Linked DNA regions of Homo sapiens: region 2 is linked to region 1. The links are chromatin loops, found by intact Hi-C in ENCODE. Cell type or tissue: MCF 10A. All regions are shown on one strand. Region 1 overlaps RASA3 (RAS p21 protein activator 3). Region 2 overlaps RASA3 (RAS p21 protein activator 3).

Region 1 (2,500 bases):
CCGGTGGCAAAAACCTGCTTAAATTTTAAATGTCTGGCTCATTGGTGAGGTGGAATGTCCATCTTTTTATGAGCAGTTTTAAATCTCATTTTTTCTTGAAATGCTCTGGGCCTGTTTTCTATTAGAATGACCATCTTTTCATGCTCAGGATTTAACCCTCCGGGAACTTCTGAATGTGTGTTGCAACTTAAAAGACATATTATTTCACAACATTTAAGGAGGATCTTTTTTGAACTAAAAAAACCCCCACAAATTTGTTAAATTTGTCACCAGTGGGTGACTATGGACCTGTGATCAGCCAACTCTGAAATGAGCTCCAGCAGATGGACACAGCGTCCCAGGACCTGCAGGAGCAGAGGCTGCGAGGCCAGCCACGTCCACCTCGATCACGTCACCTCGTGGGCAGAATGGCCTACGCCCCATGTCCTCCCAGCCCCACCCAGAACCCACGGTGAGCACCCGGCAGGAAGTGGCCACAGCACCATCACTGGAGGCCACGCGGAGTCTGAGGACAGCAGCTTTCCCCCCTATGCTGTTGTGGGGACTCCAGGCTCAGCCTGAGGACAGGGTCAGTTCCCTCCACACAGCACCAACACTCCCAGGTGCAAAGCCCAGGCCCACGGACAGCCCCCCGCTGTCCGTGGGTCTCATGGTGGGGGCACCCATTTTCTTTCATCAGCAGGAAGGTTTGTGCTTTCTCCTTCCTGGGCAGCAGAGTTTGAAGCGTATTCCAAAAGAAAAATGAAACCGGCTGAACGCTAGGGCATTCCTCCCATCCCCCATCCTGTTCGGTGGCCTGTGCCGGACAATCTCTTCTTTCTGATGGACTCAAAGGGGCCACACAGCCACCAGGTGCCCCCCTTCCCATCAGCAGCTTAACCTCGGGGTATCTCTTGGACAGGCCGGCTTTGTCTCCAGCCGAGGTCAGCAGCAGTCAGATGCGGGATGAATGCCTGGCCCAGGCGGCCCCCACTCACCGCCCGAGGGCTCTGGAACTCTCTTTCCAAATAAAGAAAAAGTGCGGCCTGAGAGGACCAGGCTCGCCTGAAATCCTGCCATGTGGCCTAAGGAAATTAACGCACGCAGCAGCCTCTCCCTCTGAGGCAGAGACCCTGGCAAAGTCTCCTTTCCCTCAGTCATTTCTGGAAGAAGTGCAAATGAAGTTTCACAGAATCAAGCAAACTTTCACGGGGAAAAAAGAAAAAACCTCTTGCAGAAAACAGAGTTGACCTTTAAGTAGTGGCTCTGATGAGGGGAAACCATCTGAACTGAATTCCTCCTCCTCCTGGAGCCTGGAGCAGGGGCTCAGCTGGGACCAGCAGAGAAACCCCCGCCTTCTCCTCCCTGAGTCACTTCCCAGCATCTGCGCAAGGCTGGCGCTGCCCCATCCCGCCTGCGGCTGCTCCCATCACGTGATCATAAGAAAATAAACCTGGTTTCCCAGCTCTGTGCTCTGCCGCAGGCTCGGGGCCCATTTCCCAAACGCTGGGGGGAGCCGGGAGCTGCCAGGGCTGCCCCAGCCTCGGGGTAGAGGGTAAAGGCTGCGTGAAGAGGAACCAAACCCCAAACCGGGTCTGCGAAGCAGCCCTGGGGCTCCCAAGCCAGCCTCTGGGCTGAGCTCTGCGGTCCTGAGTCACTGCCTGACTCATCCTCAGAGGCGCCCCACAGAGAAGGGGCAACTTGGCCAGGGAAAATGCTCCATCTCCGCAAAGGACAGGAGGCAAAACACACCCATCAGAAGCACATGGCCAGTGCAGGGCCACACAGCCCTGGCTCCCACAGACCGCAGGCTGGAGAATGGGGGTCCGCGGTCAGCTCATAGCCCACCCGCCACCCAGCACTGCAGGGTCACACAGCCCTGGCTCCCAGAGGTCAGAGGCTGGAGGGCAGGGGTCCGTGGTCAGCTCACAGCCCACTCACCACCCAGCACGGCAGGTCTCAGCGGAAGCCCCACACACACTGGGTTGCAGCCTCCTGTGGTTCAAGATGGGTGGGGTTATTTTGAAATGTTGGCAAATAGAGCTGTGAGTCTTCAAACGGAACCCAAAGACTCAGTGAGGAAAGCAGGCGGGCTGGGCTGAGACTCACAGCTGCAGCGGCCGTGGTGAGCCACCTCACCTCCCCGAGCCTCAGTCTCCCCATCTGTTCAGGGGCACCGAGGAGCTGCCCCTCGGCTCATGGGCTCTGTGGTCGCCAGGCACGCCACACACCACACGCCACACACCACTGCACGCAGCACCCCGGGACACTGTGGCCTCGGCTCCCGCCTCTCCTGCACATGAGGCTCTTTCCTCTCTCCCACCCCATACCCCCCAAAAAAGAACCACCATCCTTACAAACAAATGAAAATCGGCTGGGTCTTTAGGGCCCGGCCACGATGTGTGACTGCAGCAGTGACTCTCAGGAGGAGGCACAACCAGACACCGGGTCCCCTGCAGCAGCTGAGACACCTCAAACCCCAAACCCTCAGTGAGGCCCTGGTGGGAAAAGGGGCTCTCCA
Region 2 (2,500 bases), 49 kb before region 1:
CACGGGCAGGCAGAGCCCCCAACACCACTCTGGGCCCTGCCAGGGTCGGCCACAAAAAGAAACCACTGGGAAAACCCAGGGGTCCACATCAGGAAAATTCACATTCCACCCCGACAAAGCCTGGCCACCCTTCCCGGCCCCCCCAGAGACCACTGTGGTCGTGAACTCCAGGGCTGGGCCCCTCTAGAGACCACTGCGGTGGTGATCTCCAGGGCTGGGGTCCCCTGGAGACTACTGTGGAGGTGAACTCCAGGGCTGGGGTCCCCCAGAGACCACTGCGGTTGTGAACTAGGGAACACTGGCCCGGGCACAAACCCCGGAAAAATCCAGCATCGGAACTGGGGTTCACGACCCCGCAGTTCTAGTCTAGCCAGGGCTGCGGGGGGTTCTGCCTGGGTGGGAGTCACCCTGCACAGCGCTATGGCAGTTTCTCAGCAACATGAGGGTGTTCAGGGCACTCACCCTGGAAGCGCTTGGCCGCCGCCTCCCGGAGGGAGAAGAAGATGTCACACATGACGGTCGGGCAGCTCACCCCAGACTCAGTGATGGCGTGGAAGACGCGGTCCACATACTGCCGTAGGTTCTCCTGCAACGGGACACGGCACTGGGACCCACTCCCGAGGCTGCCCACAGGTGCGTGTAGCACCAGGGCACGCCCAGGGAGGGGCGCGTGGGGAGGGGCTGAGGGCGGGCGCAGGGCAGCTGCGGCAGTGAGACACGTGTGAACAGCCACTCCCTGGAAATCTGTGCTGGGAGCTGTGGCAATTCACGCGTGAAAATCACTACACAGGCACCACGTCGGCTCCCCGGCTCGGCCCCGACCTCGTTTACTGAGTGGGGAATGGACGTTCACTAGAATGTGCCTGCCCAAGGCAAAGAGCTCTGTCATTTACATACAGAAATGACGAAACAGCACGCTCTGCAAGAAGTATCATGTGAAGTGACTAAAATGTTGGAGCAAGTTCAACATCAGGGAGTTTTGCTGTTTTAAAACGCAGTACACAGCTCTGGGGACAGCCTGGGGAGGCAGGGAGGCCATCCTGTCCTAGGAAAAGGGAGGGGCAGGAGCCATTGCCCAAGGGAAGGAGGAGCCGGGGCGGAGGCAGAGCTGGTCAGGATTGTCCAGGGGAGGCAGAGCAGGGTGTGCAGGGCAGACCCTCCGGGGGGGCAGAGCTGGGGCATGCAGACCGGATCACTCCAGGGGAGGAAGAGCTGGCCGGGACCCCCCAGGGGACGCAGAGCCCGGCACACAGGCCAGGCCAAAGGTGGTGGCTGAGGCCTCCCAGTAGTGCAGCCAGCGTACTGCAGCCGGGTGAGGCGGGTATCCCCACGCCTGGTCCTGCTCCCACCCCAACCGGGGTCACGGGGTGAGTCAGAGCTTCCAGGCAGCCATCGGCTGAAAAACCCCAAGCAGGTGACTGGCTTTGGTTGGTTCATGAACAAAACCTACCATGTTGTTTTCAAGGTTTTCTCCGTCTTTCAACTTCACAGGGTCGATTTCACAGGGTTTGTGGCTCTGGCATATCTGGGGAGAGGTTTAAGACAGGGCTCTGTGAGTGGGTTCTGGGGGCACAGGCAGGGAGGGTGGAAGGGGTCTCAGGCCTGGCTGAGATGTAGACCCTGAGCCTCATCCAGAAAATGCCACGACAGCTCCCCGAACCCGGCCACTGGCACGGAGGGGCACGGTGAGGCCGGACTGCAGGGCCACCGTGGGGTGGTGTCGTCCCGAGCCTCAGCTGCAAGGGGGCAACCCTGGGCCTGTGTCACTGGCTGCGGAGGGACAAGTGAGAGGTCAGGCGCAAACACTAGGCACGGGGCCCAGTCCATGGCCGCGATCAGACGAGCCGGGCTCTCTCAGGGAGCGATGTGCGCCCGCGATCAGACGAATCGGGCTTTCTCAGGAGTGATGTGCACCAGCCCACACGGACTAGGCCTCACAGGGCTTTAATAATATTTTTACTTCAAAATGCTGCCATGATTTTGCCCACAGAGCAAACCAGAATGCTATGTTCAATTTTCTCACATTTGCAAAGAACCTGTTTACAAACCCGCTCATAAACGGGGGGCACAGCCTGGCGGGCATCAGAGGGTCAGGTGAGGAGTGGGTGTGCGGGCATCAGAGGGTCGGGTGAGGACTGGGCGTGCAGCTCAAACATGCCACGCAGCCAGGGCCCAAACACAGGGGACTGCAGGACATGTGGAGAAAGAAGGTCTCCCTGGGAAGAGCCAGGCTTTTCTTGCATGTTCTCCTTTGTGGAGTGGTGGATTTTCTTATGTATAGTTTTAATTTGGGAGAATTTGGAAGGTTCTGGAGTACACAGGGAACATCCTCTTGATAAAAGTGAATGAATCAGCATCCCCGTGGCGAGGCCAGAGGGGCCGACATTCAAGCCCAGCTCGTGGTCTGGCTGGATCCCAGTGCAGTGCCCTCTGTTGGGGGAAATCCTCCCCACGCCTCGTGAGGCTGAGGACTCTCGGCCCCGTGCTCACCTCCTCGATG

Evidence for each region. A loop is a pair of places that touch in the nucleus more often than their neighbours do. Peaks named below come from ENCODE experiments on the same cell type or tissue, not always from the same donor. Only the 100,000 strongest peaks of a DNase experiment are listed, where the experiment ranks them.
Region 2: it touches region 1 in a loop (13-fold over the local background); 9 of 110 quality-filtered maps call a loop at or near these places.

The regions. Positions count from the first base shown.
Region 1 is chr13:114,063,861-114,066,360 of GRCh38, forward strand. All of the region lies in intron 2 of RASA3 (RAS p21 protein activator 3), which reads right to left. Among named protein-coding and RNA genes, the nearest start is that of RASA3-IT1, 45 kb to the right of the region's middle. RefSeq lists enhancers at 2-521, 1,269-1,328, 1,689-1,918 and a silencer at 2,449-2,500. In MCF 10A, no CTCF peak of the experiment used is centred here; DNase peaks (open chromatin) are centred at 341, 781, 1,461 and 2,001.
Region 2 is chr13:114,014,747-114,017,246 of GRCh38, forward strand. RASA3 (RAS p21 protein activator 3) reads right to left here. Exons shown (of 24, transcript NM_007368.4): 12 at 2,491-2,500; 13 at 1,451-1,525; 14 at 463-586. Among named protein-coding and RNA genes, the nearest start is that of C13orf46, 42 kb to the left of the region's middle. In MCF 10A, no CTCF peak of the experiment used is centred here; a DNase peak (open chromatin) is centred at 975.